2 separate regions of the Mus musculus genome follow, and region 1 is linked to region 2. The links are chromatin loops, found by intact Hi-C in ENCODE. Cell type or tissue: heart. All regions are shown on one strand. Each heading gives the region's core, and the rest is flanking DNA. Links, peaks and the distances in the headings are about the cores only.

Region 1 (16,416 bases), core at 4,911-12,910, 910 kb before region 2:
CTTTTCATGGCTGTATAATGTCCTCTGAAATGTACACACTGAATTTTCTGCAGACGTTCAACTGTTGGTGAATGGCTGTTGTGAGTGATGCCACAGTGAGGGGTTAAAATAGCTCTTCCAGATTCAGTTGCCAATTTTGCAAAGGTAATGTTGCATTTCACAAGTTGTAATGTACAAAGAAGCTCAGGAGATAGAAGCATTGCTCCTCCATCTTCAGACAGCTGAATGTAAGGTTCTCATGGCTTTATATGTTATTTAATACATTTTAATTAAAACCAAGTGGCTTTCCTATAAATGATTTATGATAAAAATGTTAGCCATTAGATTCTTTGTAAAATGGACTTTAAGTCCCCATTTGTGGGGCTATTGGTTTCTAAAGTGAAATCTGAGCCTGGGGACATGTTTGGATGCTTTGCCTGAACCTGTGCTTAGTGGTTTCTCTCTCTCTCTCTCTCTCTCTCTCTCTCTCTCTCTCTGTCTGTCTCTGTCTCTGTCTCTCTCTCTGTCTCTCTCTCTCTCTCTGTCTGTCTGTCTGTCTGTCTCTGTCTCTGTCTCTCCCTCTCTCTCTCTCTCTCTGTCTCTGTCTCTCCCTCTCTCTCTCTCTGTCTCTGTCTCTGTCTCTCTCTCTGTCTCTCTCTCTCTCTCTGTCTGTCTGTCTGTCTCTGTCTCTGTCTCTGTCTCTCCCTCTCTCTCTCTCTGTCTGTCTCTGTCTCTGTCTCTGTCTCTGTCTCTCTCTCTCCCTCTCCATCTCTGTCTCTGTCTCTGTCTCTGTCTCTCTCTCTGTCTCTCTCTCTCTCTGTCTGTCTGTCTGTCTCTGTCTCTGTCTCTGTCTCTCCCTCTCTCTCTCTCTGTCTGTCTCTGTCTCTGTCTCTGTCTCTCCCTCTCCGTCTCTGTCTCTGTCTCTGTCTCTGTCTCTCTCCTCTAGGTACCACTGAGCTGTGGTTTCACTAGGCTCTCCTGGTGTGTCACTTGATACTTCTCTAGCTCTCTGATTCTTGTGCCAATTTAGGACAACTCCCTAACTCCCTGTCACTTCAGATGCATTTCACAAGTCCCCTTACTATTCCTACCCATAGCAGGTATTTCATGTGCATATCACTTTGAGGAGGGTCAAAGTGAGCACTCACAGTACAGAGGACCTCCCTGGCCAGGCTTCCTCTGTCTTTGTTCTTAAGCGATTGCCCATTCAGAACTTCAGATTCATTTCTCACTGGTGTTTTATGGAAATATGTAGATGTTCATAAAAGGTCATGTGTGCCAATAAAGTATCTGAGTAAAAACCACTTTTCCCCCAAGTTTTATAGGTGTGTTTTTTTTTTCCAAAGCAGTAACTGGTACATTGGCTGACAACAGAGGTTTTCGACAAGAGGGTTGGATGGACTCACAGCATGCTTGACCATGGCTTGAAGAGATTCTTCTCCGATAGCATTATACACTGCATACATGGCTCCATCCTCCGGCTCCAGGCATTTTAAGGATAGTCCATTTTCAAACAGGACACTCCCATTTCTCCAACCAATAAGCTCCATAACATCTGAAAGTCACTGGGAAGCTCACTCTTCTAATTCTCCAGCAGTCCTCGTGCCTTGGCTATGAGAGGCCCTGAGTATAGACCTTCACTCACACACTTGCACCCTCAGTGGTCGGCAGCACAGCCCTGTATGCACTCCCTTTGTGTGGTAATTCACATCATGTTCCTATTCCTTTGTGAAAATGTGAAAACCTGAAGGTTTCCAGAACCATTTATACTAGGATCTGATGCTTTCTTCTGGCACACAAGTGCACATGTAGATACAGCACACATGTACATAAAAATAAATGAATGAATGAATGAATGAATAAATAAATAAATAAACATGCTTGATTTGCAAATGACATATAAGACTGTGCATAATTAAAAATAGAAAAATAAATCTTGCCTTTTCCTCAAAGGGCATTTATGTTGCCCAGTCTAATTCATTGTCCTGATTCTCCTGGTTAGAATAGGACAAGAGTAAGAAAGTCCTCTAGTCACAGATTCTAATTACTAATGTAAAAATGACTCAGAAATAAAATCTGAAAAGTAGTGTGTGTTCAGTAATACTTAGGGCAAAGGTTTCTGAAACATAGGAAATTAGAAGCAATGTGCCCAGTATTGTATGTATAGATCAATGTATTATGATATTGTCATATAATATAATGGTGTTGCTATTAAAACATTGCCTCTGATAAATATTTAAATAAACTAAAATGGTTACATTATAAAATGTATCTATCTTGGATCTTGGGGTATGGATATAAACAAAGCATATTCAAACAAAGGGAAAATATTTGCATTCTGAGTGAGACCCTTTGCTAGTCTGCTTACATTATTCAGAATTACCATAAACATTGCAGTTTATGATGTTAATTCAGAGCAAAAAAATAAACACTGGCTGAGATTTATGTGAAAGTTGATTAAGAGTAGTCTATGACTTTATACGTAATATCTCTGACTTGTATGTTGTTCAGTCTCACATTAAGTCTTGCAGAGGCTGCCACAGTATTCATAAAACATTGAACTCTCACTTAAAAAGCTCTAGTTGTGTAAGTGGTATAGAAAATCTTAGCACTTAAATGGTTGAAAATGGTGGTTAAATGGTGTTTTAACAAGAAGTCTCTAAGAAAAAGAATTTAAATATCATGTATCTATAATATACCTACCTACCTACCTACCTACCTACCTACCTACCTACCACCTACCTATCATCTCTCTAGTTACCTATAATCTACCATCTATTTTTCTAGTATACTTTCTTATTTATCTATCATCTAGTTCAATTTATCTAATTATTGATTATCTTTATGCCATTTGTTGGTCTGTCTATTCTGTCTGTCTGTCTGTCTATCTATCTTCTTTCTATCTGCAGATTTAGGAAACTGGCCTGAGTTCTCCTAAAGCTCTGAAGTCTGTCATCTTCAACATTAGGTTGAGGCTTCAACAGGAAGTAATTTTGAAGTGTTAAATTTGAAGACAGTTTACAGACAGAATTTCCTCCTCTTCAGATCATGTCAATCACTTTCTTCATTAACTGAATGCACAAAGTGTGTCCACAAAATGCAGAATAATTTACTCAGTCTACTGGATTAAAAGTCGAATGTAATGAATTCTTTTACAACATCCTCTACTATGGCATTTAAAACTAAGCCCCATGGAATAGCACACTTAAGATGAATCACTGAAAAATCACTACTACAGTAAGCTGAGTAATGATTAACCCTTAAGTTTAAAATGTCTGCATAAGTCTGAAAGCTAAATCATAGATTACCTAGCCAAGTAGTCTTTTCTTTCTATCCTATCTAATCAAACCCTGCTTTAGGGGAAAGTTTAGATGATTTACATTAAAAAATTAGTAGGTTGTGTTCATAAGTCAATCAATGAATGGACCGAGGCCTCAAGATAATTAAAAATAAGTCAGGGACACTTTTGTTTATGACCTGCCCCATCCTTTCACCTCTTTCTCTAAGATGAAAATTCAAGCTGGTTTTGTTGGCATTGCTGGTAGCTGACTCCAACACTATCCAATTACAAAAGTCCTTTTCTTGTCTAAACAAGAGTGGGCTATCGTTTTCTAGAACAAAGGACTTTGTGTGCAAGGTTTCAGACAATATCTGGAGGAATACTGCTTTGACACAACTAGCATGAATGGACATTCTCCCAGGGGCTGAGAATCATCTCAAAGTGCACATGACATCTCAGCCTCCAACCATAATCCAGCTTGGGCATCAGTAGTGCCAAGGCTGAGAGAGCCTACCTCATCAGACACCTTCCATTGTTATGACAAATACCTGTAGCCAATCTTGTGAAGAGAGGGAACGTTTGCTGTTAGTCCCTTTCTTGGATTTCAGTTCACTTCACTGCTGGTCTGAACGCCTTTGGTGAAGCTGTAGCTCATGCTGCAGAACTGCAGGTGCTTCTCATCTCAATGCAGCCAGAAAGCAGCATTCCATTTCAAACAACAATGTGACTCTGTGATGAGCAACTGCAAACTACAGAGTGGAAGTTTCTGTTGTCATGGAGAAAGTAGAAAAACAAAGATGATCACATGATTTTATTCTCTCTTTTGGGATAATGCAAAATCATTTCCTGATTGAGGAGCTGCCCAGGCTTCCTAGGACCAACAGTTACTTATTCTCAGGGTGTTGGAACACAATGCATCAGAGGACACTCCAGTCCAAAACACCTGGTGCCTCCTTAGACTCTGACACTTGAATCAACCAATGTGCCACTTAAGGAATGTTTCTATTTGACCTCTTGCTTTACAATGGCCAGCACTTCATAGTGAGAGCCATGACTCATGACTCCATGGGCCTTGTGGGGAGCTCTGTTCACTCAAGTATGTTGGGGATATGGTCAACTTCCTATTCCTTCCAGTTATCTCTAGATAAGATTCATAAGAATCTTAGCTGTTGTTATACTTAGGTGAATCTCTGGCTTTGACATTTGGACCTGGGCCAAGTTCTGTTCTGGAATCTTAGCTTCTCGTGGCTAAAATAAGTTGTTGGGATAAGGAACTGTCACCATTTGTGTAAGCTCAAGTACTTTGAATACTGAGCTTACAAGAGATTGGAAGAATTTGAAGAATTAATAACGTTTCCCCTGTGAAAGAACAAGCCAAGGGTGGCAGTAAGAAGGCAAGCACTGGGCGATGACGGCAGGATTGGCAGTGAAGAAGCATACAAGCTTCTCAGCTCCTTCAGTCAGGACTTTGAAACATGGATTAATTTTCTGGATTGTTGTATCATCAAAACTTTCTCATACACATGCACATACACATACACAATTTCATATCATTGGCTAACTATCCCATCCATTTATTTGAATTATGCTTTAAAGATTCACGGAACAATGGTGAAGGCAAACTTTGATGTAAAAATCCTTCTCTTTACCCCCACATAACATATACATTTATAATTTAGTTCTTTTCATCTTCTACTTATAAAGGCTAAGACTGAATTTATAGCCATCATTCCAGCCACTGTGTTCTACAATCATTGTTTGTGACTGTAATTCTGAATTAAAATATCACTTTTCTAACTTCAGGGCTATATTTAGATACAACAAAATGATTCAGTCAAGTAAGCAAATAACATTATATTGTCCTTTCTTCCAGGACATTGTTCGTTTCCTTTGAAATTTTTTGAGCAATGGACACATGCATTTTCCATTGAAGACTGTGGGAAACCACCATGTCAGCAAAACACTGCCTACCCCCACAGCACAGGTAGGTGTTTTGGAGACCCCTTTGTTCTTAAATCACCACCACCTTGCTCTCTGAGGCCTTCAAGTGAGTCTTGAAAGGTGGGCTCCTTGGGGGTGGTTAAAGCCCCTCTCAGTTCTCTATTTCTCTTTTCTTTTGAGCAATTCAGTTACAAGATCTTGTGTCCTTGAGTCTAATAATCAGCTCTTCACAAAGGAAGGCCTTTTCCCAGACCACTGCCAGAAGAGTTCCAAATCTTTTCAGCTCAGGCTCCTCCCCAATGTCTGGTTTGTTTTCTTGCCCAAGTTCCAATCAGCAGAGTTGAAGAGGGGTTTCTGGCTAGGATCTCACAGAACCCTCTTCGCTGCCATTCATATAGGCAGGCTTCTCCTAGGGAGCTTCCTGCAGATCCAGCTTCGTACTCGAAAGCCAAAGTGAGTACTTTCAGGTTTGTGTCAACAACATTCTTTATGTTCATTAAGCACTGTGTGCAAACTCTGGTCAGAACATATGGGGGATGCTTAATCATCCCAGTGGCTGCTAGGTGGATGCAGGATGATAACATTACAAACTTATCCTCAGCAACCTGTGAATTTGAGATTACATCAAAGACCCTGTCTCAGAAAAGAAGGAAATAAAATGAAATAAAAAGAAAAAGGAACATTGTCATTTCTGTGAGTCTTCAAGACTGTACCAATTTGAGGACAATAGGCTTGTCATTCAAGACTGAGACACTAGATCTTCAGTCTATTCAGGAAAGTGACAGATGAACTAATGTGTGATAGCTCCAGATGTGATGCCAGGTGATATCTGCTGTGGACTGTAAGAGCCCAGCTCTGTAAAAAAGAACCTGAGGGTTTTGAGGGGGAGGTGACATATCACCATGGCAGAGATAGATAAATTCAATGAGATCTAGAGTATCCTGAGCAGCTTCCCTGTATGCATGCATGCAAGCAAGCATGATCACTTCATCAGCACAAAAAGGAAAGATAAGAATGTGGTCCTATGAAGGCAGAGATCTGGGGAAAGAACTGAAGACTCTCTGCATTTTGAAATGCATGTCTTCATTTATTTATGCTACAGTTCTCTTGTTGAAACCTTTGGTTTTATAAAAAGAAAAGTCATTATTTTAGGGAGGACCATTTGCTAAGGTATAATACCCATTCTTTGCAGACATTGCCCTCCATCCTTTAGTTTTCACCTTGTAACTCTATCTATTCTCACACGAACAGTCCATTCTTCTCTATGGTGTGCTCCTCCCTGCCTTTTCTTGGCTTCACATTGATGCTTCAGTTTGACTGTTGATGATGACCTTAAATGTCCCTTCCTGTACTAGCCATTCCTTACGCTTCAAGATTCAGTTGGTTTCTCCCTTAGCCAAGAAAATTACAATACTCTGTGTATACCCCATCTTAATCTTTAGTATGTATGTTATGATTTTCTATTACTTGTCTCCATTAGGTCTGGATGGGGCCGCTCTAACAGGGTCCCTTCAGCAAAATCTTTCTGGAATATGCAATAGTGTCTGGGTTTGGTGGCTGATTATGGATGTATCCCCAGGTGGGGTATTCTCTGGATAGTCCATCCTTTTGACTTAGCTCCAAACTTTGTCTTTGTAACTCCTTTCATGGGTATTTTGTTCCTTATTCTAAGGAGGAATGAAGTATCCACCCATTGGTCTTCCTTCTTCTTGATTTTCTTGTGTTTTCCAAATTGTATCTTGGGTGTTCTATGTTTCTGGGATAATATCTGCTTATCAGTGAGTGCATATCTAATGATTTCTTTTGTGATTGGGTTACCTCACTAAGGATGATATCCTCCAGATACATCCATTTGTCCAAGAATTTCATAAATTCATCGTTTTTAATAGCTGAGTAGTACTCCATTGTGTAAATGCACATTTTCTGCATCCATTTTTCTGTTGAGGGACATCTGGGTTCTTTCCAGCTTCTGGCTGTTACAAATAACGCTGCTATGAACATAGTGGACCATGTGCTCTTATTACCAGTTGGAACTTCTTCTGGGTATATGCCCAGGAGAGGTATTGCTAGATCTTCTGGTAGTATTATGTCCAATTTTCTGAGGAACCTCCAGACTGACTTCCAGAGTGGTTGTACAAGCTTGCAATCCCACCAGCAGTGGAGGAGTGTTCCTCTTTCTTCACACCCTCGCCAGCATCTGCTGTCACCTGAATTTTTGATCTTAGCCATTCTGACTGGTGTGAGGTGGAAACTCAAGGTTGTTTTGATTTGCATTTCCCTGATGATTAAGGATGTTGAACATTTTTTTCAGGTGCTTCTCAGCCATTTGGTATTCCTCAGTTGAGAATTCTTTGTTTAGCTCGGAACCCCATTTTTTAATGGGGTTATTTGAATTTTTGAAGTCCAACTTCTTGAGCTCTTTGTATATATTGGATATTAGTCCCCTATCAGATTTAGGATTGGTAAAAATCCTTTCCCAATCTGTTGGTGGCCTTTTTGTCTTATTGACAATGTCTTTTGCCTTACAGAAGCTTTGCAATTTTATGAGGTCCCATTTGTCAATTCTTGATATTACAGCACAAGCCATTGCTGTTCTGTTTAGGAATTTTTCCCCTGTGCCCTTCCTTATCTTTGAGACTTTCCCCCACTTTCTCCTCTAATACTTTCAGTGTCTCTGGTCTTATGTGGAGGTCTTTGATCTACTTAGACTTGAGCTTTGTACAAGGAGATATGGATGGATCAATTCACATTCTTCTACATAACCGTCAGTTGTGCCAGTACAATTTGTTAAAGATGCTGTCTTTTTTCCACTGGATGATTTTAGCTCCCTTGTCAAAGATCAAGTGATCATAGGTGTGTGGATTCATTTCTGGGTCTTTAATTCTATTCCATTGATCTATCTGTCTGTTGCTGTACCAGTACCATGCAGTTTTTATCAGGATTGCTCTGTAGTACAGCTTAATGTCTGGCATGGTGATTCCACCAGAGGTTCTTTTATTGTTGAGAATAGTCTTTGCTATCCTAGGTTTTTTATTTTTCCAGATGAATTTGCAAATTGCCCTTTCTATCTCAGTGAAGAATTGAGTTGGGATTTTGATGGGGATTGCATTGAATCTCCCTGTTATAGCTGTCTCATATGAGGCTATACCAGTGCCTGGCAAATACAGAAGTGGATGCTCACAGTCATCTATAAAATGGAACACAGGGCCCCCAATGGAGAAGCTAGAGAAAGCACCCAAGGAGCTGAAGGGGTCTGCAACCCTTTAGGTGGAACAACAATATGAACTAACCAGTACCCCCAGAGCTTGTGTCTCTAGCTGCATATGTAGCAGAAGATGGCCTAGTCGGCCATCACTGGGAAGAGCGGCCCCTTAGTATTACAAACTTTATATGTCACCTCCCCCTTAAAACCCTCAGGTTCTTTTTTACAGAGCTGGGCTCACAGAACAGGGGAATGCCAGGGCCAAGAAGTGGGAATGGGTAGGTAGGGGAGCAGGGTGGAGGGAGGGTACAGGGAACTTTCAGGATAGCATTTGAAATGTATATAAAGAAAATATCTAATTAAAAAACAAGAAAAAAAAGGAAAATTAAAAAAAAAAGGACTGGATGGGGCATCCTATGGGGTGATAGTTTCTAGAATCTCTTTGATAATATAAGACATGGCAGATGCCAGGTTGTTGACTATTGGGCTACAGGATGAAAGAGTTCATAAGCAGACTCTTCATAGAGGACTCACAATTGTCTAAGAAACAGTACACTAATTGGAACATAGACTCCTGAACAGAATGCGCCTAGGCTTTCCTCAATCTAATGTGCCATGCGTTAGTCCATCTGAACTAACTGGTATTGCTAAGATTCAATCCACTGTGGCTCAATCATGACCTAGCAAGTTGCTTCTTTTGTATTTGGGCTTCTTTCCTGGGCCTTCTTCAACCCCAGAAGCTGACAACCCTCTTAGGAAAAAAAACAAAATATAGTGGGTTAAAGAAATCACAAAGCCTGCCCTGGAGCCTGCACACTTGCATGCTCTGAGTGAGCAGGTCACTTGTGACATTGTAGGGTAGGATAGCATGAGAGATCGAATACTCTGGGGTGAAGATCTATGGAGTCATCTTTGAGGCCTGTCATCACATCCAGCTGGGTAAACTTTTTCCTTCTTTTGAGAGAGAAAGTAGAGTCCTTTTCACCTAGCCACATCTCAGGGAGATGTTTCCTAAAGAAAAGGATGAAGCTGTTGTAAACTACACATGAGCTAAATGTGAGTCATTGACAGGCAGTCTTTGATCTATCTTCAGTATTCCACTGATGGTTGGATGGTCTCCTATATGCTTTGGCAATATAAATATTCCTTTTCAGTGGGTGTTATTTTCCTAATTGCAGAGAATAAGTTAGTGTCCAGTGTAGTTTCTGAAAAACAGGCATCTCCTTCATGACAGCCTTTGGCTTGGCCAATAGGGGGCCCTCGGGGAAAGTTTTTAGAGAAAGAAGCAAGGCTCCTACCTTCAAAATGGCAAGCTACACTTTTCATATTGGATCTCCTTGCCAATTGTAAATAAGTCATTTTAAGGATGTTTCCCATTCTGGTTTCCCTTCAGGCAGCTCTTATTCCTCTCCGGAAAAAGAAAAGATTTGCTTTATAGCTAACTGCAGGACTGAAATGACATATAAAATAGCAACAGCAGGGAACAAATGTGTCCCTAAAGTGGCAATATGGTGCCTTTTTGTGTGTTTTAAGGCTTTCTGGTGAGAGGCAATTTTTCTTCTCTGGCTTCTATTTAAATAGTTGTTGAAAATTTAGGAAACAATATTAGGTGTGTTCAGTAATGGGGCCTGACCCAATCTGTTCTGTGTTATTAGTGGTAGGGACACACACACACACACACACACACACACACACACACACTCACCAATATGCCATTTCTTTGACCAGTTGCTCTGATGACATTTAGAGGGCAAAGCCACCAGTTTCATAACTAACACTGTTCCATTACTAGAAGTATTTATTTTAGTTTAGCACATAATTTTTTTCACAAAAATCATTTCAGTTCTATGTCACTAATTGGAAAACTACAGAATAGAAGCATATTTTATTTCCTCGAATCTTCCTATTTTCTTGCTTTTAGTGTAAGAAATAGGCATTCTGACTGTCAAGACTACCTTCTTTTCTTTCTTTCTTTCTTTCTTTCTTTCTTTCTTTCTTTCTGTCAAATAGGACAATTCAAACATTTCTCTTCAAACAAAGAACCAGAAAGCCATAACAATTTCTGTATTTCTCCAAACTTCCTGCAGTATCAATAAATCCACCGGCTGACAGCACAGGGTGGGTTCTACACTGAAGAAAAAGCAAATTGGATCAACAGTGGTGTTCATTACCCTCCATACTGGGAAACTGCTGTAAAGAGAGGCTATTTCCTGGAGGGAAGACCCCTGTGTGACCTGCTTCCTCACTGCCAACCTGCCTGTACACTGTGGGCATAGCCCCCACTTGCCAGCATAGTATTATACAGGCAGAGGAAGGCTGGCATTCTCTTTTTGTTCTGCCTGCTTCCCTTCTGTTGCTCAACCAGTGGCTTCTTTAGCCTCTACACCCTCTACTCACTAAGTTTGAGAAGGACTCATCTCTGAAACTCATAGCTCTGCAGGTGGGAGAAGCTGGGCGGCCATGTGGTCAGATACTACTCCCCTACTCCACACACAATGCAGAGAAATCCTTCACAATGTCCAAGGGCCCAGGAATCCCATTCTTTGTTGGCCTCACACAAGCAGAACACCCTGTGACATGTCTGCTTGGTCATGTCAGTCATTCAGGGTCAGCCAGTAGCTCCTCTCTGTTCCTTCCAGTGGTTCTGAGTCTAGTATGGCAGGCTGAAGGAGCAGTACAGTTCATAATCTCTTAGTATCACAGTTTGGTTTACGGGGACTAGCACTCATGTGTTTTTCTGCAGTAGAGTAAAGGAACAAGAGAAACACTTATGAGAGCCAGAGGTCAAAAGGTCAACGTATTGATTAACTACAGGAAATAGTCCTACTCCTAACCTCCATGAGTACAACTTCATCCAAGCCACATGTGACAATATCTTGTGCTTACTACTTAATATGTACCTAGAGCCAATAAAATATAGTAAAGACTTTTTTGATAGTGGCTTTTTTGTTTTGTGAGTGTGAGGTGTGAGTGTGGGTGTGAGGGTATGAGGGGTGGCTCCTTTTACCTTCTCCCTCTCTTCCTCCCCTGCTCCTCTTCTTTTTCTTTGTCTTCCCACACACACACACACACACTTTGGGGGACAATCTTACTAATTAGCCAAGCCTGACTTTGAACTGGAAAGTCTCCAGCCAGTTTTCCAAATGTTGGAATCCCAGCCATGTGCCACCATGAGAAACAAGGCTCAGCTAATCCCTTAACTAAACTTCATTTAAGTGGAATGGCAAGATAATTGGGGTGCCCAAGGGTGCCTCTCCTGTGACATTTAGCTTTCACACCTGGGAAACTGCCTCAAAGCTGCTGTACATGTTCAGACTACAGTAGTTTCTAAGGACAAAGCAGACAGGGAACCTTCCCTGCAAAGGCAGCCACAGGGGAAGCTAAACAGAATGTGAGGCCTGGGGTGTAGATGTGATCTGTTGCTGACCCATGCAGGTGCCTTGATGTATCTTCTCCAAGTCATACCAAGCAGAGGTACCACTCCTTGGTAAGAAAATGAAATATTGGCAATGTACCTCCAAGGGGATAGATGCTATTTATAAATAGAACAACAGGAAATACAGACAGACGGGAAAAGTTTTCCCTAGAGGCAGCACACTTTTGCAGAACAATAAGAAAAGCCAGTCACCTAGTCCATATTAGAGACCATAGCAGAGGTATGATTGCTACTTGAGGAAGTCCAGCCCCAGAATGGGAGCAGGCTGGACAGGCATTCAGAGTCACCAGCTATGCATAAATGTTTTTACAACATACTTTTATCAATTATTTGGAAGTTTCTTGTCATGTACCCTGATCACACTCAGTTCCAAGACCACTCAGGTATGCCCCACCAAACTTCGTGACATCCCCCAACCCCCAAAAGAAGAAAAACAAAACACAAGTCCAATTTGTGTTGTAGGTATCCTCCCTGGAGCATGGCCATGTCCAGCCCCTTAAAGAAAACTGAGTCCTTCCCTACCCTCACCCCTGCAAGAATCCCTCAATTGTGGAGAGCAAAACTCCAGTATCCTTATCACAATTTTTAAGAGTTCTCTTTGATGGTTTTCTGTCTATATTGTTACTTTGGCAGGGTTGGGGGTGAAGGTGGGGGTGGGGTGATGGGATGTGGGTAGAGGTTGTCACCAAGGCCTATTTCTCTCTTTCTCAACTGTGAGTCTACAGTCATCCATACCACTGCAAAAGGAACTTCCTTGCCTTTTACAGTCAGTGGGAGCACAGATCATGGAGTTCCACATGGTTTTTTGGCAACAGGGGTTTCTGGAACAGCAGGGACCATGGAGAAGTTCAGGGTGAAGACAACAGTAGTAAGTCAAGCATAGAACCCTCCTCAACACCATGGAGCTAGCCCTTTAGGCAAGTTTAGATGTTCAAATTTAAGCCAGTTGAGGGAGAGAATTCTCCTGGAACCCCAAAGAACAAAAGGTCATTAAAGCATTTTGATGACAAAGGTCTCACCTGCAGTGAGAGCTGTAGGTAGGGTCCTTGCAGCTGCCCAGTTAGCACCACCTAGGGAGCTCTTAAATACTGATTCTTTCTTCCATCTAATCAACTAGGGGTGGTGTCCGGGAAATTTATATTTCCAGTGTTCCCAAGATGTACAGGTCTAGTGTACCGGAGGCAAGAACAGTGCTTTGATTTCTAATCAGCTCAATCATACCCTGGAAAACATTCCTTATGGCTCTAGATTTCTCCTGGAGATGGGAATATAAGTCTGGCACTAGATGGTAAGTGGAGCTTATAGTCTTTGGGGAATACAGATAATGTCCTTAGAGATGGCTCTGCAAGAGAAAGATGGAGAAATAGACCATAGCAGGTAGGATTCAGAAGACCTCCAGAGGAGACAACCCCACTGAGGTTCCTAAGCTGATCCTTCCCTGAGAAGTACCCTTGTAATTCATAAAAAGAAGTCAGGCAGCTGCACTCTTCAATGAAGCATCCTGATTGTTATGTGTACTTTAAAGTCATATATGAAAGAATAAGAACAACACAAAGCAGAATGGCTTTATCTCCACCACAAAAAATACTAAAAGAAGTTCATAAGCTGCTGATGGGCAGCTGAATTAAAGCTTCCCTAAACCAGACATTCCTGTATCAATGTTAGAAGAGGAAAACAGTTTCTTTATGGGGATGAAGTGGAAACTCCAAGGATAAATGGATTCCATCAGCTTCATGCAGTTTTAAACAAGCCTGAAACACAGCATGTCCCACCTACCACTTGCATCGTTCTGCTTCTACCTCAAAGAGCCTCCAGACCCAACAGGTCCTCACTGATGCATGGGAGTTACAGGTGACTACAAGTTCTTCTCCCATGGAAGCAGTGGGTCTCTTGATGGTTTAAATTGCCAAGCATGAATTGAATGATGCACATCTCACCTGGTGGCTTTTATTTAATGACATCCTTAGAACGTGCCATGTTTATCTAACTCCTGGTGGAAGTTTAGTAAATAGTTGCCTAGTGAATGAGTGGGTGAGCCAATGAGGCTAGACTCTTCACAGGCATTTGTGTTTTCTTAGTTCTTTTAACAGAGTAATAATTCCTTAATAATGGAAACTAACCTATTAGAAAACATTTTAAAGTCTCTCTAGTAATATTGAGTAAGAAAAGCAATCAGTGACCTTATTCCTTAATAGAAAGCAGTCGCATAGAAACAGACATTGCAATGTAGTTAGTAGTCAATAGCTCTGTTTCTTGCCTAACTCATGTTGCTGAGCAACATGGCATCAGAACGGCTTTATGGCTGAAAGGGGCCATTCCGAACTCTAATCTCCATGAGCCTATGTGCTACCAAGCACATATCTACAGTATGACAGCTTGTCTTGTAGCCCTGCCTCCACATTCACTTGCCTAACATGCTGCATCTTTAAATGATACAGGAGAAAGATCGTTTGTGTTAATTTAGGGGAAGGGAGTGAGGGAACAGGATGATAATAAACTCTTGCTGAACAGTTGACAGCTTTTCAAACATTTCCTCGTAAAGAATAAATCTCTGGAAGACCATTACTCCAGTTTCCTAGAACAAGGATTTTTGATAATGGAGTTCCATCACAGTGACAATGGAGTATGGATCTGGAAATCTGGATTGGCACTTTGGGTGGGGTTCTAACTACAACAGCTTACATGAGAATGCCTGTGCACAGTAGTTCTTGGGAAACATAGATAGGGTCATATCAGGTTGTTCTTTGATGACCTCTGAGTTTATAGTCAATTAAAAGTCTTTATTTTAGCTGGCTGGGACCACAAGCAAGTATTCAGTATGACTCTGAATGTTTCATACCTGAAGTTTTTAAAGGTAGATACCACATCCCTCAATCTTGCTAGGCAGCTACAGGGGGTTTCTCTGAAGTAAGTGATTTGAAGCAAGCAGTTGTAACAGACGATACAATAGCTGTTATGGGGTTCTATACAAATTCATAGTTTAACAGAAGCTAAGTTAGCTAGGACATGCTGACTTTTGTCTCCAAGAATATAGTTGGGTGTATTTCCATGGGATTCTCCACCAAAGAGATCAAATTCTAATTGAACCTGAAATAGCCTCAGCAAGAATACAAGATGGAGGAACTTCTGCACTATCTTGCCCTGCCACAAGATTGCCTGTAGCTGCGAATTAGTTAAATCACTTTGGCTCCTGGCAGGTTGTATGTGCTTGCATCTGCTCAACAGCTCTCTGGATTCTCCAATAAAAGACACACATGCCAGCTAATATGATATGTCTTTACTAGCTCAATGGGTGGGCATTTCTATTCCTCCCCACAGCTAGCATAGTTTTCTTTCTGGCATTCCTGGCTTAACACCTTCTAAATCTATGTTTTATACTTGCTGCCCTGTTACCTTCTGGTTACCCCCCACACACACCTGCCCTCCATAGAGCTGCTTCCCTTTCTACGTAAACTGCTGAAGGTTTCTCTATTGTAGCTCTTGAATCTGATACCTCTGCCTCCAAGTCAAGGTGATTCTCTTCCTCCTTTCTTCTCTCTTTGTCCCTTGCCCACACAATCTAAAAGTCCAGCCCCATCTCCTTGCCCAGCCATTGGCTATATGGCAATTATTTATTATCAGTTGAAGGCAGCTGTGGGCAGGGACTCTCAGGTCTGGAAGCATGACTTTTGGGAGCTGAAATAATATAAAGCATTAGAACCAATTCCCAACATCTCACTTTTCCTGTCCAAATTAAAAAAAAAAAATCTTCTTTCAGATACAAAGTGAGCATAACCGTAACAATTATGTAAATCACAAAGTATTGAATACAATTAACATCCAGCCTATCATATTTGTTAATTAGATAAAGTACTCTATTATTTATCTTAACTTAAAAAGTTAACAATTCTATATCCAAATTACGTTCTGATTTTAATTTGTATTACCATCTGAAAACCATCCTTTCTATATCATATCCCTCAATGTTAAGCAACTTGAGTTTGATTATGACACTATAATTGGTCTTCAACCCTGTAAAAAATCTGAAAACTAAATATTCCCTAAAGATATAGGAAGCACAAAACATAACATATCTTCGAAAACTACCACCTTGTAGAGACAACTGACTACTTGGACAGTCCACCATTCCTCAAAACGGAGCATCAGTTTTCAATCTTCAGGCCCAGGACCATCTGACAGACCCTAAAATGAAGCATTAACTACAAAGGACTTGTTTACTCTGTATTTGCAGAGTTTAACTGTCTACTATCCTGCATTGTGTGCCCTTTCTTGGGCAGTAGATTTTGTCTGTAAATGAATAGGGTAATTTTTGTCCAGTGGATATTTTGCCAAAACTGCAGCAACTCCATATGGAGGTTTTGATGTTCGACTATCCTTTGAACCAAGAAGGGGGTATTGTCAGGAGCAGACATGTACTAGTTAAATGATCTTTAGTAATGAATTAATATTAAATGTCATATTCTGTGGATTTCTGATGTTTTTGAAGACTATCTATTTATATAAAGTATATCTGAATTGTTGGACGTTGACTATTTTTAGTTATTTCTATAGAAATATATAGACATCACCTTAATGTAA
Region 2 (16,416 bases), core at 4,794-12,793:
ATAATGTTTCAAATAACCTGAGTAATGGGATATTGTATGGTTAACATGAGAAATCTAAGACTAACACATCAAGGGTCACAAACAATTGTCTTATCATCCTCAAGCAGAATCTTTCCAGGTAGCAGCCAGAAAAGTAAATAAGTAAATAAATGAGACTATTCAGATAGGCTATACTTGCTATGAAGCAACCTTTCGAGGGACCTGTCCTTGTCAGATTTTCTTTGTTGTGGTTAATATCATAAATAATAGCAACTTGTGGGTTCAGTTATTTCATCTTCCAAGTAATAGTACATCAGTGATGGAAGTCATGTAAGGAACTTAATCAAGGCAGGATCCTGGAACCAAGAATGGAAGTGAAGGCCATAGAGGAATGCTACTTACTGGCCTGCTTTTGTAGCTTGCTCAGCATGCTTTGTTATAATGTACAACACTACCCGCCAGGGGTAACTGGGCCCCACCCATCCATCTGTCATTAATCAAGATATGCCCTACTAGCTTGTCTACAGGCAATCTGATGGAAGCATTTCCCCATTGAATTTTCTCTTCCAAAATTAGTTTGTGGCAAGGTAAAAAAAAAAACAAAAAACAAAACAAAACAAACAAGCAAAAACTAGCCAGGACAGGGACCATGTAGTCCAGTCACTCAAGACCACCCTTATGACCCTTCCCACTCAAGGCATGCTGCTTGCATGGGAACGACTTCCAGGTCAAGCTTACACAGACTGAAGTGTGTGCACACTGCACACTAGGAAAGGCAGGCATGGTTCCTTTCCTAGCTGTGAAGTGCTCCCTCTTTTCTTGCTGCTCTTATTCCAAGAGTCAGAGCTGGGGTTGGGGATTTATTGCACAGATGCATAACCTGACCCTCTTTATCCTCTCATCTCTCTTTTCCAGCTGTTAGGAATGACAGGAACAAGAAAAAGAAGGAGCCTTCAAAGCAGGAATGCACAGAGAGCTATGAGATGACAGCGGAGCTAGACGACCTCACTGAGAAGATCCGGAAAGCCCACCAGGAAACCTTTCCCTCACTCTGCCAGCTGGGTAAATACACCACGGTAAGAGCCACTGCCCAAGATGCCAGGGCTGTGGGCACTGGCCCTTGTGCACACACATAGTTCCCATACAGTTTCTTGTGCCTGGCAGATATGCTCAGTGGCCTGTCAGCCAGTCAGGACACCTGCTGCCCCTTCCCCCATATGTATCACTGGGACAGCAACTACAGCAGCTGTTCATCCATGAGTACCTACTGTAGGTGGCGTGCATGCTGGGCAGTGACGGCACAATTTATTTATGATGGTGTCTCCTCTTGGGGATTTTGGTCTGCTCAAGTCAGAAATTTATTGCGTAGGTTATGGCAGATATCTAACCTGGAGGAGGTCTGGGGTTCATCTTTTAAATATCAATCCAGCTACAGATCCCAGGAAGGATTATGGGGTCACCCATCCTCTGGGTCACGGTCTGGCTTGCAGGAGGAATGTGAATAATCTCAAGAAAATCTGGAAGGGGACAGGACAGGGGTGATCTGGGCCCAATAGATAGGTAGCTCCATGTGTTCCACTCTTTAGTTAGAAGTGGCTTTTACTATGGCTGTAAGTCAAGGAAGAGGCAGAGAGAGAGAGAGAAGAGTTTGTGGGCATCTTTGGTTGGAGGATGCTCCAGGTGGTTTCATGTGACCTTGGATTTTTCAAGGTTAGCATGCATTGTATCAGTAACATACACTCTTAGTTTGTTGCACACACTGGACACTCAGTAGATACTTGAGAAATGAATTAATGGACATTCAAAAACATGATCTCTTTCTTTTCTTTTCTTTTCTTTTCTTTTCTTTTCTTTTCCTTTTTGTTTGTTTGGTTTTTTGTTTGTTTGTTTGTTTGTTTTGGTTTTTCGAGACAGGGTTTCTCTGTATAGCCCTGGCTCTCCTAGAACTCACTTTGTACAGTGGCTGGATATGACCTGCAAAGTTTAACCTCTAGTGGCCCTGGCCCTTCTCTAACTAGACCACATATCTGAATGGTTCCATACTCTCCTGCAATAGCATCTGCCTGAGACCAAGTGCTCAGATACCATAATCCAGCCCTCCTGACTCCTGGCAACCATCATCTCAAATGCTCTGGTTGGGGACCTCTCGAAGGGAGTGAGAGAGACATAATAAGTTCATCAGCGGTCAGACTCTCCCTGCTGGGCTGCAGGACAATCTTCAGGCTAGTGTACCCCTGTCCTTCAGCACTCCGAGCTGCCTGCAGCAGACTGGAGTCCCTTTATTTTTACCATCTCTGCCTAGACCTGGCTTTGTTTTCAGTGTAAGGAACTTCAAACCCTTTCTGGAATACACATAAGCAATAGCAGCCACTGCACATCCTCTGCAAGCGAGCTCCCAGATCTGAATTCAGCATGTGTTAAAAGCTTTTTATAGGGAGGCAATGTTTCAAAGGCAAGAACCGTCCCATCCCTCTCCCAGGACAGCACACGTGTCAGGTGCCTGTGGCATAAGTGGGCAGGGAAGAACCAGACAGCAGACAACCGCTTCTGCCAATCTTTCACTGTAGCTTTTATTCCTTTAATTATAGTCAATTAGGGACACATTAGCAGATCCTGGGAAGAAGCCAGAATGGATGAGACAAGGACACAGATACACACCTACTACCGTCTACCCCAGACCTAAGCAGGAAGACCACTACCAGGCACTCTGCTATCTCTGATGCTGCTTAGGTGGCACTTAATCATCCCGTAAGCCTGGGCTCCTCGTCTCTATAATGATGATATTGGTGGTATTCATGTGTAGCCAGATGGTTGGTTCTGTGAGAAAAGGGTCTCAGCGAGTCTTTGCAGTTTCTGGCAGAAAGAGTATGTAGAGTGGAGGGTTGTCCCCTGCCTGGATCCTGTGAGTAGCTTGACATCATTTAGAGTCACAGAAAAGTTGGCAACTATGAGTCTAGTTTCCGAGGAGCACAGGCATCTTTGCCATTTGCTGCTCTTCACCCTATCATGGGGTTTCATGGGACATAAGCTGACCTGGGAAAGGTTTGGAAACTTGAACCATGAAGATTCACGGAGCTTTAAAGCCCAGAATATTGGCCACAGACAGAGTCATGAACTTACCAATAGGCTCTGAGAGACAAGCATTAAAATAGCAAGATTGTAAGCAATTCTAGGCATGGCTTGCTTTGTAGAGAAATCACATGTTTGGCCAGGAAGGAGAAAACCTAGAACTCAGAAACTCTGGCTCCTTAAGAGAATTGTACTACCCAGGTTGGGGTAAGACACTTGGGGTACCATGAGACCAGAATTCTGATACCCTCTGTTGCCTCAAAGCTCTGTCACCTTGAACCAGCCCATAACTTCCTCCCTCATAGTCCTCTGTATTGCACATACCTGCCTGCCATTTTCTTATTCTGCCTGCTTTTTCCCAGCCAGATGTACTCAGCTCTCAGTACTCAATAACTTGTAGAGTTACCTCAGAAAAGTTCACTACCTGGGAAACTTGAAGTAGCATTACTTTTGTCTCTAAGGCCAAAAGAGTGAAAGTATTCACTCAAGAGGGCCCTCTGACAATGCTAGGGTTCCCCACCCATGCCTTCTGCCTTTGGTGACTGTCTTTACCTTTGCTTGATTTAGAAAGCATTGCTGACTCCCTGAGCACCATCTAATTTGGCTCTTTTGCTATTTACCTTTGTTCTCCCACTGTCATGAATGCCTAGCTGTTTCCTGACAATGCACATGGCATCATGTGGTGTCTAGGGTTATGTTTAGCAGCCAGAAAGAGGCTAGCCTCACTTACGGCATCCTCAGCATGATGGAGCTGGGACTCTGTAGCTATCTCATGAGCATTTCCAACCATGAAGGAAGTCACAAACACAATGTAAAGTTTAAGGGAAATTGAGTTCTCACTAGGAAATAAAAGAGACAAAACACCAAGAAAAAAATGTCCCTGCCACAGCTCATCTGGATGGGTGACTACTGTCTCCTTTGCTTACCCAGGGACCTGGTACAGGTCACTGCCCTTTTCTGGGTCTTAGCCTCCTTTTCAGCCAAATACGGCTGTAATGGTGCCTAGCTCTTGGGAGTGTTCAGGAATGTACTGCAGGGCACATATGTATGTGCATGATGGAGAACTGAAAAACAGAAGACAGAACTACTTCACTGAGAGGACTTGGAGGGCACTCTTGGGATGTGCAAATGACTCCAGGACAAGGGAGACTGTTCAGGAGAGACTCACGACATTCCCACAGACCTTCAACTCAGTTTTTCTGAAGAAATTCTGTAGCCAATACCCAAAATCCCAGCCCTTGGGATTCAGAGAAAAGATGATTGCTAGACTGGGCTGCACTGTGACCCTGACTCAGGGGAGCAGGGCTGGGATGTTGCTTGGTATAGAGTACTTCGAGGACATGTATATGGCCCTGGGCTCTTTCTACAACTCCACAAAGAAAAGGAAATTTTCTTTTTACTTCACTCATCCAGGAGCTCCAATTGACCATCATTGGGTTTCTAGACAATGGAAATCTTGCTTCTGTTGGTTAGTATTTTTCTGAAAGTGATGTCAGTCAGAGAAACAACAGAAGGGGCTGTGCCATGGCAGAAGGTATCATTTAGCTGGATTGACAGGGCACTCCAGGGCTCAGCATTTTGGGAAATTTACATGCTCCCAGGGGACTTCCCAAGCAGGCAACAATCTTGCCATACACAGCAAGGCCTGACTCAGCCTGTGTCCTTTCTCTTCCTCCTCCCTCCTCATCCTCTTCACACATCCTCACCTGCTCTGAGCATCTTCTCCCTCACCCCACTCAGTGCTTGCAGTAGCTGCTTTCATCACCAGGCCTAGCAGGCCACACTCTCCACCTACCGCAGCTGGAAGATAATATAGGAGTCATTTAAAGCCTCGTGCATATGAATCCCGCAGTCAGGATAATAAAACAGGGGGTTACTTTGTGGTTTTTTATTAAGTGCCTTTTGCCTTCCGTTTGCATAATCACAAGCTGGAGTGACAGGCCCTTACTGAGTTGTTCACTGTTTTAATAGAAGGGGCCATAGCTCACCTCCCACTCCTAGTCTTGCATGATGGAGCAGTCCATGCAAAGCTGATGAATATTTCCTTCACACTGGCTGCATCCAGCAATGTCATTTTTTCCAGATGGATACTCCATTGTAATGTGATTTCCCACCAAGCTCGACTGTCCTTCTCTTCCATGGCATATTTCTGTGAACTGGATAAACTGCCTATTAAATTTAATTATAGCCTGACTGGCTGCATGCCTTGATCTTGCACACACATACCTCCGAGTGTACTGTGATCCTTGAGGGAGACATAAAATTAATCTGGAGGATAGCTTGTTTCCACAGGGACACTATGGAAGCCGCAATACCACCACTATGCTGAGGCCTTCTCTAGACTCCCATCTTCAAACTCTTCCTCTGGATTCCTTCTGATGTGAGAAGCAAAGATAACTTTTTGAACTTCTATGGACCAACTTGACTGAAATAGGACAGTGAAGCCATTGGTTTACAATGCATGGTTGCCTTTGCAGAGCTAGGGGCATTTGTAAAGAGGGTTGCACAGCAGGCCTAGGGAGCCTAATCTCTCCTTGTGTGCTTCAGTTTGCCTTGGAGTTCTAGAGTTCATGAAGAGGTCTAGGCTACTTACCAGAGGAATAGCTCTTGTGTTTAGCCTCTTCGCGTCTCTTCCACACAATGACAGTTGTTCTGTGTCATCTCAGACAAGCTTGTGAGACTGTCACTAAACTTAACTAAGCTCTACTCAGTGCTCATTGTATCCTCTGTATGATAGGCAGTGACAAGCCAAGCAAAGGAGCCAAGGACTATATGTAGATGGGGAAGCCACATAGGGATTTAGAGGCAAGCTGTAAAAGCAGCCACGGGCTGTGCAGGGGAGCGGGAAGGTGGTCAGTTTTCATAGAAGGCCAAGGAAGGTATAACAACAGAAGGTTAAACTGACCACAGACTCAAGGGAGTACATGATGCAGGGATAAGAGGCAGCTATCTAGAAAGGGAGACTCACGGTGTAGAGGCCTGAGGCTAGTCCTTGGTCAACCTTCAGGTAAAGCAAGGAGAGACATGAGAGGCTAGAGCTGAGAGTTGGTGGGGACAGTGTGAGCAGGGGTGAACTCTAGGAGGAAGGAGGGGATAGGAGGAAGGAGAAGACTGCAGGAAGGAAGGAAGAGGGAGTTGAAGGCTTCTAGGATCTTCTGAGGAGACCACTTCTCAGTTACTTTCTAGATCTGGAGAACCCTTTCCAGATGTTGGAATTTCACTGAATTGACAAAAGTTCAGAGGTCTCTGGGATTTGATAGGACTTTCCTTCCTTGTATCCCTCTCCATTATCCCCTTGTCTCCCCTCCCATCACCAAAGTGATTTGGGCTTCTAGTTTCATGGAAATGAGGGAGATGATGGCAGAGATGAGGGAGAAAATTCTGAGAGAGATAATTACAGAAGGAGGAGATGGTCAGAGACTAGACCTGGGCAGGAGGTATCTGTTACACTCACCTTATGGATGCCATACCTAATACTTCTGTTGCTCTGGAAGCCTGATAGGCCCAGGCCTTTAGATGTGACATCATACATGGTTGAGTGTCACTTTTTGACCTTTGTTTTTCTTAGGAGACATTTCAGTGCATCATGGAGGCTGAATAGTATACTGTTGCTATGGTCACTGCAAGCTACCTTCTGTTCCATCATGTCCCTGTAATGGTGTCTGTGGCCACTGTAGGCTATGTCCTGGTTCCTTAGACCCCTGACTCAGTGGTTAATATTCTCCTTATTCTGTTGCATATACCAAGCAGCCAGCATCCTACCCTTGTGTGACTCAAGGTGTTTTCTAAGCATGGCTTGCAAACCACAGTGCCACCATTAAATAAAACAAGCCTCCTGAACACTTTACTGTTCATACTTTGCACTTTCTCCTGTTTATTAGTCTCTCTTCTTTATTTGTTTGAAATGGAGCTCAGAGAAGGTTTCCACCTCCTCCAATAAACGTCTTGTAGCTATCTTGTTTTATCTAAGTTTAGCTTCTGGAGTATAATTTTCATGATATAATGTGTCATCTTCTAAGAAGGTATGAATTGGCATGTTGCAGACTCTTCTCAACATTATAGAAAGGCTCCCTCCTCACCTGTGACAGCCTGCCCCACCCACAGTCCCCTGAAGGCATTGCCCTATCCTTCCACCAGTGCGGTATCACCTTTTCTACAATGATCTGGTCCTGTGTATCTGTCTCCTCCCTTTAGTACAATGCTATTGGCGGCCACAGATGTGTGCCTGCCTCCTTTTGTTGATGGCACCTTCCCACTCACTACATAGTCATTATTGAGCACCGTAACATTATTGAACATTGGCTTCCTCTCCGCAGCTGCTCCTGTGCACTGTCAAGAGTGGCTCCTTGGCTTTACATAGTATCTGGGGCTCAGCATGGCTGTTGCGCTGCTCACCATGTTCCTGTGTGTCCTATGAGCAGATGCAGAGGTTTCATCTGGCTCAAGTTTGATGTAGGCCAGACTGAAGCCCGGTGGTATGTTCTCCTTAGGATACCCACATGGCGGTAGTGAGCAGTGATGATCCATGTCTAGAGGCAGCACATATACCACAGTAGGTCTGTCATTCCTTCATTACGTGTGGATAAGCACACAGGGAAACTTGCCCTCATTCATTCCCTGGCTGTCTTGAGGCTGCTGTAAACAGCTTGTGGAGTTGAAAGCAGGAATCCGAGGTCACTCCGAGAAAGCAAATATGAGCCCCCTCGTCCCTATGTCCTGACACCATGCTGTCATTCACTTTCCTCTTCCCTTTCTTCTTCTCCCACCTTCTCAGAATTCCAGCGCTGACCACCGGGTCCGATTGGACTTGGGCCTCTGGGACAAATTCAGTGAGCTGGCCACCAAGTGCATTATTAAGATCGTGGAGTTCGCCAAGCGTCTGCCGGGCTTCACAGGTCTGACCATCGCAGACCAGATCACCCTGCTCAAAGCCGCCTGCTTGGATATCTTGGTAGGATCTTTTCTGAACTCTAGGAGGAAGGAGGGGATAGGAGGAAGGAGAAGACGGAAGGAAGGAAGGAAGGAAGGAAGGAAGGAAGGAAGGAAGGAAGGAAGGAAGGAAGGAAGGAAGGAAGGAAGAGGGAGTTGGAGGCTTCTAGGATCTTCTGAGGAGACCACTTCTCAGTTACTTTCTAGATCTGGAGAATCCTTTCCAGATGTTGGAATTTCACTGAATTGACAAAAATTCAGAGGTCTCTGGGATTTGATAGGACTTTCCTTCCTTGTATCCCTCTCCATTATGATCAGGAGAGTGACTCCTCACTGGCCTTCAGTGATGGCCTGCTACCTAGTATCTGTATACCCTTTTGTAGACCAGGTAGGCCCTAGGGAAGGACTGGAGACTGCTGGAGCTCACCAGGCCTAAGGCCTTTACGGTGAGAGAAGGCAGGCGTTCTGTGGGATGATGTGGCAGAGGGTATGGAGCACATGTAGGTCTGGACAGTAACAATAAGCACAAGGAGGGAGTACCTTCTAGAGTAGAGAATCTACTTGCGTTCCATGGTAGGGTGCAAACACCCTCTCCCCAACTCTGACCCTGACTTCCTCCTAACCCCTGCAGTCTGCTGCCTCTGTTCCTGTCTATGGCATGATGGCTGTGTAGCTACAAACACACTGTATTATAAGAGGGCTTTCCTTGAGTCAGATTCATTACCCCTCAGCTTAAACTATAGGATGTTCATCTGAAAGACTGGGTATAGGGCATGCTAAGTATCTAATAAAGACTTCTTATAGTTACCTTCCTGTGGATACAACCAAATATCTGAAAGACACAAGTTAAGGGAGTTCTATTTGAGCTCATGGTTTGAGAATAGAAGCCACAATGATAAGAAAGCCATGTATGTAGGACTGTGAGGCAACTGGCCACATTGTACCCAGAGTCAAGAAAATGCCAGCTTTTTGTTGTTGTTGTTGTTGTTGTTGTTTTCAGTCTGAAAGCTCCTAGTCTCTGGAGTGTGTGCCACACACATCCAGGGTACATCTTGTCTGATTAGTTTAGCCCTTGTGAAATACCATCACTCAGACATGCCTAGAAGTATGTGTGTTCCCATAGCAAGTTTAGATCCCATAAAGTCGACATGAAGATTAGCTATCACAGTTGGTAAGGATCATCCTTACTTATTTTTGGTTGACTAAACTTTTGAAAATAGAATCTTGTTAATCTTCTTTGCACTAGTACCTGGCTTAGTGCCTGAGAGGTAAGTACTCAAGAAATAGATATTTCAATCAAATGATGATTTATTTTAGTAAAAAGTTATTTCTCAAAATGTGAGTCCTACATATTATTCCTATCAACCTCAACAGTGGGGCATACTGTCCAGATGACCCAGGCTCCTTTTTCTTCTACCATAGATCTGGTCAGTGCTGTCAGGGCAGGCCGTCATAAATGATGCAGCAAGTGTACATGCATACTTTTTTTTCTTCCAGATTCTCAGAATTTGTACCAGGTATACCCCAGAGCAAGACACCATGACTTTCTCTGATGGCCTTACACTAAATCGAACTCAGATGCACAATGCTGGCTTCGGTCCTCTGACTGACCTTGTGTTCACCTTTGCCAACCAGCTCCTGCCTTTGGAAATGGATGACACAGAAACAGGCCTTCTCAGTGCCATCTGTTTAATCTGTGGAGGTACTGACTCCTTAGAAACCGTCACCAGACCCCAACAGAGCAATTACAAAGGCACAGAAGAGATCTCCACTGGGGTTCTTTGGCATGAGAAAGGCGTTGTACTTCTTTCTGTTGCAAACTAAGTACTGGTGTTTGAGCTCCTTCTGCCAAAACAAAAGAAATGCCAAAATGAGTTTGTTCTGTTTCTCTTGTGGGAAACAGGTGCTTTTGTAAAAGCAGGATTGTACTGCTGTGTGCCTAAGGACATTTTAGTGATGACCTACACAAATCACATGTTATTTGAATTCAAATCACCTCTTGGTCTTCCCCACCATACAGGTGCCTACCTGGTGGGCTGGAATAAAGTATGGCCCCTTCTTTGTAGTGACCCCTGCTGGCTAACCAGAAGCCAACTTTAGTTCAAAAGTAATGGTTGTAATGAAGGGGAAAGGTTATCTACCTGGCTTTTACAGGCTGCCCAGGGTTCTTTTGTTCAGCTCAATACTGACACCATCTGGCCATGAGAGGTAATTCTTGCCTCTGGGCCTGAGCAAGTGGACATCAAATGAGCTTACTAAGGGGGCATCTTCAAGTGTCACTGCTTAAAGCAATTGCATTTACTCAATTTAGTGTACAACTGAGTCACCAAATAAAGCCACTTTACAGGAGGAATAGGAGACAAGGAAAGATAGCCAGCAGTCTCTGAGCCTGTCTGATCACTAAACACTGAATACTTTCTCCTGCTATCCAGACCGCCAGGACCTTGAGGAACCAACAAAAGTAGACAAGCTCCAAGAACCACTGCTGGAAGCACTAAAGATTTACATTAGAAAACGACGACCCAGCAAGCCTCACATGTTTCCAAAGATCTTAATGAAAATCACAGATCTCCGCAGCATCAGCGCGAAAGGTATGTCTTCAAAGGTGGAAAGCAGAACAGAGCTTGGCCAACTTTTGCTTTTTAAAGCCCATATTTTAATATCAGGAGTCCCATTATTGCTTAAGTTGGGATGTCTATCTCATAGAAATCAAAAGGAATTAGCCTTGTCTGAGCACTCATGTGTGTGTAGTTAAGAGCACCTCAGGTTTCCTAAGGAAGACATTTTGATGGTGTCTCTGGTGGGAGATAGTAAAAGCAGAAAGCAGATACCACTACCCAGTGATATTAAGAGATAATTGTTTTAGAATGGATGGCTGGGTAGAAGAGCAACTCTTCAGAGATGATGTGTTTTTTAAGACTGTTATTATTGCTGGGGCTCATATGCATGCCCTTGGAGGTTAAAGGACAATTACATGGAGTCACTTCTCTCCCTCAATCTCTGTGACCTTTCTAGGGCACCAACTCAGTCAAGCAACTTTCAGAGCAAGCTCTGAGCCCTCACCCCCGCTCCCTTTTTCCAGGTTTTATTTTTGATTCCGTACATTTCATTCCAGCTTTTCAAATAACTTAGGCTTCTATACACTCAGCCTATTTTTCCATGGCACCCTAACAACCCTAGGCAAATGAAGGTCACTGTGGCTGCAGCTCTGGTGTAGGCACTTCTTCTGAGTACAGGAATTCTTGCCTGGCTGAGAGATATAAATACTCTTGCCTCATGATTCTCAGTCTATGTGGCAACTCAGGCAATTACAGAAATGCCTAGAGGCATCTCATAGCTGAGTGCAGAGGACTTTTCTATCGAGATGACTCAGCCAGCCACGCTATTACATATCATGTTCCCTCCCATTAGCAGATTCTACACCTCAGGATCTTGGCAAGCCAAGACACAAAAGTGCTTAAATGCACAATGAACTTGCTTGACAAGAAACCTCAGTTCTTGTTTTTTAGTTTTTTTGTGGGTTGGTTTTGTTTTTCTTTTTTTATTCATTTGGTAGTTTGGTTTGAGGGAGCCGAGGGGAACATTCTAAGTTCATTTCCACCACAGGATTAAGAGAAGCAAAAAGACACTAGTACTTGAATGGATGTAATTGAATGAAGTGGGGAGAGAGAGAGAGGAGAGGGAGAGGAGGAGGGAGGGAGGGAGGGAGAGAGAGGGAGAGAGAGGGAGAGAGAGGGAGAGGGAGGGAGAGAGAGGGAGAGAGGGAGAGAGAGAGAGAGAAAGTGTGTTCCTATCACCCTATATATATCCACGCCAGTGACCTGAGGACTAGCAGCCACATACAGAAATGTCCCAAGCCCCATACTAGCAGTAAGTCCAGCAACGCTAGCCACATGGTTCTGAGGTAGTTTTGTTATTGACATATTTCCACCTAACCAGCTGCATGTTGGGGGTGTGTGAGGTGTGGTGGCATGAAACCACCTGGTGCTGGACTGGGTTGCAGAAAACCATCACATACTGTGACTCAAGTCAATCTTTCCATTGTGGAAACTGCCCATCCTTTCACCTTTATTTTCCTGATCTTTCATCAGTGACTTCTCTTTGTAAATTTTATATTCCGAATTTGATTGAAGCACTGCAACTATCAAATATGCACATCACACATCTCCACTTCTTTTTCTTAAAGACTGAGAACCTCTAGTGTGCCCTATTAGTACTTATTCTGTTTTCAAAGGCAGTGGTGGATCAGCCTGTGCCTGAGAACCAATCTAACTGGGATCTCGAAGCACACTTGACATTCTGGTGGCTGACATTCCCACAGTAAACACCTTATAGTTTTTTCTTCCAATAAGTTGGTTCTTCTCAACAAAGACACATGTGACTTGATACATGTATTACACAACTTTTACACACCTGAAGGTGAATGTTGGTTTCTTAGTATCTAGCTGAGCCCTTATCTGACAGGTGTTCTATTATCTCTTGAAAAAGGTGCCGAACGTGTAATTACCTTGAAAATGGAAATTCCTGGATCAATGCCACCTCTCATTCAGGAAATGCTGGAGAATTCTGAAGGACATGAACCCTTGACCCCAAGTTCAAGTGGGAATATAGCAGAGCACAGTCCCAGCGTGTCCCCCAGCTCAGTGGAGAACAGTGGAGTCAGTCAGTCACCACTGCTGCAGTGAGACATTTCCAGCTGTTGCAGACATTCCCCAGGACCTTCAGTTCCAGATTGAAAATGCAAGGAAAACATTTTTACTGCTGCTTAGTTTTTGAACTGAAATATGTTAAACTCAAAAAGGACCAAGAAGTTTTCATATGTATCAATATATATTCCTTACTGTATAACTTCCCTAGAAATACAAACTTTTCAAATTCTGAAAATCAGCCATTTCATGCCACCAGAATCTAGTTTAAAGCTTCTACTTTCCTCTCTGAATAGTCAAGATGCATGGCAAAGACCCAGTTGAGATGATTTAGCCCTGGTTAAGTTTCTGAAGACTTTGTACATATAGAAGTACGGCTCTGTTCTTTCTATACTGTATGTTGGTGCTTTCTTTTGTCTTGCATACTCAATAACCAAGACACCGAGGTTGTGGAGTAAACCACTGTACATCCACTGTACGTCCTGCTTTCATGAATAACCAGGCCTCACGGTAAGGAACCAGGGCCTCTGTACAGTACAAGATGACACTAAAGACACTCTGGTTTAAGTAGTGTGGAAGCTTCTCCTTGCTTTTTGATGCTCTCAAGCTTCATTCTTTCCCTTATGTTGCCCAGATAGAGTACACCACTTCACTGCACTAGCAGAATTCTGTATCACTGAAACTGCCAGTTCAGTTAATCCAACATCATTGTTCAATTGTTAATGATGTCACTTTAAATTAAAAGTGGTTTGTTCCTTAATGACACAACTACCGAATGAAAAAAAAAATGAAGCATTTTTACAGTCATGATAGCCTCCAAGGCAAAAACACTGTCCAGTGTTAATAAGTTTGTTTACCTGTTCACAAGCCATTGGAGAAATATCACAGGATAATCAGCAAGTTAGTCTGCCGTCTGGACTCTAGTAGCCCAGTGTCCTTGCTGACTCAGGCCTGATCCTGGGATTTCCCCCAGTCTTGATGCTTGAAGGTATGGGCAAGTGGCCTCCTCTGGCCTTGTTCAATCACCATGATGCAGACTGACAGCTCTGGGAGAATGAGTGGTTGACAGACTCAAGTGTCGGCTTCTGAGTTCTCATGTAAGCACTAGTGGAATTTTTGTTTGTTCGTTTTTGATATATTAGCAAAAGTCTGTGATGTACCACTAGCTCTGTTTGTACATTGAGATGGTTTAACAGTGCTTTCTATGTTCATATACTGTTTACCTTTTTCCATGGAGTCTCCTGGCAAAGAATAAATATATTTATTTTAAAGGTGTGTGGGAGCTTTCACTACGGTTTCACCTTCAGTAAAGAGTCTAAGAACACAGTTCCATTTTTAATGTTTAAATTTCATTTCAAAAAGCAGATCTGTAGTCTGCAATCATGACAATTAAAATCTGTGCTAATGCACGGTAATCTATAACAATTCTACAAGCCAATCAGACAACACATGACATTTCAATGAGTAAAAAAGAGCATAAAACTGTATGTGTAAGAACAAAATGTTAAAAGGCCTACCACAATAATAAAAAACCATCAATTACATCATCACATTAAAATAAGCCAGATGTACAAAATTCTGAGACAGAAAAGACAAAGGACAACACAAGGTATTTTTGAAAAATGTTCGTGCTCTTTGGGCACTTAATTAAACATTGCAAAATCAACATCTTCTTCTTCATCAGACTCTGCAAAATATTTTACTTCTTTCCTAGCCCGACCAGTCCGTGGGAGAGCCGGTGGTTCAGAAGTGAAGTCTGAGGGGAAGATGTCTACATCTGAATCCTGATCAAAAGATGTTTTCTTCGGTTTCTAACCACCCACCAAAAACAATAAAAAAGAGAAGGTTAAAAATCTCAAAGTAAGGAAAACACAGTGTTAAGAACTATTATTCCTTATACTTACATTTATGGCATATTACCAATAGCCATAGTTTTAATATTATAATTGACATGCTAACTTTAGACTAAAATGAATTATGGAAGAAAAGACAGATTAGCTACGGTAATTGCCTACCTTGGGCTCTTTTGTTATCAAGAGCCCAGTTAAACTCTCATCAGTGCAACATTACTAATCCAACACTTTATTATTAAACAAGTGTATACATATCCACATCAGAAAATATTGAGTTACCCTATTTTTAAGAACATATTCAGAATTTATGGGAGCAGAACAAGACTATGCACAGTATATAGCACACACTAGCACAAGTATTGATAAGAGTATTTAAAAAGTCACAGAGTAGGTAAGAAATAGAGAAGGGAGGTGATGGAGAGGACGGATCTCTAAAGCTATAACCATCTAGACGTGTATTTGTAAGTTTTATGAGGAAGATAAAATAAGTGGCAAAGAGAGTGCAGCTAAGGTCACTCAAAAGAAATGAGGTTTCTAAAGGGTCAGATTAATTAGAAATACTAGGCATAGTCAAACAAATTCATTTTTTTAAAAATCAAATTAATCCAAGTTCATAAGAATATTCTACTATGCAAGTACAATAGTTCAATAGATGAAACAGAAGGTTCTGACTAAGTTGACTTATGGTGCTCTCTTTGCATAAGAATTAGACTACTTATACAAATAATGATGTCTCCTGTTGTTGCTCTGACAGGGCAGCTGCATCAGGGAGCTACCACATGCAGTGCAGATCCTGAGCCAGGCTTTGGGGCGCTTCTGCTTACCTTGCTGGCTGTTTTAGATGGTTTCCTTCCAGGGTTATAATCACCTTCATTTTCTGAGCCTGATGCTTTCCTTTTCTTTGCCCCTCGGCCTTTACCTAAAAAACACATGAAAAACCTTTTTCTTCCCAAAGGTAAATAAGAGAAATGCCCAAGCGTTACAATTCTTTCTTTGGCGTCCCCAACAGTGGGACCTGCAACCCTACCTGCATACTATAAATGACATACAGAGACTTGGACAGCATGGAATATATGTTGACTAAAGAGTATTTTAAAAATATACTTAAAACAAGTAAGAAAATCCTGGAAATAAGTTTCAATGATTAAGTTCTGATAAAAGACAAGCATTGTAGAAATACAACTACTGAATTTAGGTACCAAACTTCTTACAAGAGTGAGTAAGTTACCTGTCAAAAATCGATACACTTACAAGGCTTCACACCATGCCTGCCTATATATTGACCTCCATAAGTTCTCTGATAGGTTTTTGTTTTTTGTTTATTTGCTTGCTTTTTTTTTTAAGCTTTCCTCAATAAACCACACACAGGAAGTGAGAGACAGAGGTTGGACAGACCCAAGGAAGCTCACTGTGTTATTTTTTTTTCTTATTTTCATTTCTTATTTTCAGTATATTTATTTAATCTGGTCAATGTTTTAACTCACAACTAATTGTACTAAACTGCTCTATGTCATTCATTAGAATGCAGTATGGTACAATGTGTATGTGAGCCAATTTAAAATAAAGTAGGTACCCTGTCACTAAACTCAATAAAATTGAAGAAAGAAATATTTTCTTTATATCTTATATTTAAGAGTTATACAAAGCCAGTCCTCACCTTTTGGTGTTGTAGTCTTCTTTGGAATGCCAAATTCAGAGTCTGAGTCAGAGTTTATAGTCTCTACTATCTTCTTCTGTTTAGGGGCTCTCTTAGCTTTAGGGGCTGTATCTGAAGGTGGTTTACCTATTAAGCAAACATCCTTTTAGTTGGTCATTGCAATGTACTTACCAACAAACCAAGCTGGTGTGAATTCTATAGCAGTGGATATTATTACTGATATGAGTAGTCATTAAACCAAGAAATGTTTTCTCTCTGCTTGATGCCAATATAAAGATAAATA

What was found. A loop is a pair of places that touch in the nucleus more often than their neighbours do. Peaks named below come from ENCODE experiments on the same cell type or tissue, not always from the same donor. Only the 100,000 strongest peaks of a DNase experiment are listed, where the experiment ranks them.
Region 1: a loop joins it to region 2, with 3 times the contacts of the local background. A loop is called at or near these places in 3 of 42 quality-filtered maps.

Annotation. Positions count from the first base shown.
Region 1 is chr14:17,340,722-17,357,137 of GRCm38, reverse strand. Gm32121 (a long non-coding RNA gene) reads left to right here. Exons shown (of 3, transcript XR_383103.1): 2 at 5,133-5,243. Among named protein-coding and RNA genes, the nearest start is that of Gm32121, 59 kb to the left of the region's middle. In heart, for the core only: a CTCF peak has its summit at 9,658 (motif pointing right); no DNase peak of the experiment used is centred there.
Region 2 is chr14:16,428,317-16,444,732 of GRCm38, reverse strand. It overlaps Rarb (retinoic acid receptor, beta), which reads left to right. Exons shown (of 8, transcript NM_011243.2): 4 at 895-1,055; 5 at 7,823-7,999; 6 at 9,475-9,679; 7 at 10,410-10,568; 8 at 12,466-13,894. The coding sequence ends at 12,662. It overlaps Top2b (topoisomerase (DNA) II beta), which reads right to left. Exons shown (of 36, transcript NM_009409.2): 34 at 16,134-16,259; 35 at 15,301-15,395; 36 at 13,946-14,434. The coding sequence ends at 14,267. Among named protein-coding and RNA genes, the nearest start is that of Top2b, 71 kb to the right of the region's middle. In heart, for the core only: no CTCF peak of the experiment used is centred there; no DNase peak of the experiment used is centred there; H3K27ac peaks cover 631 bases.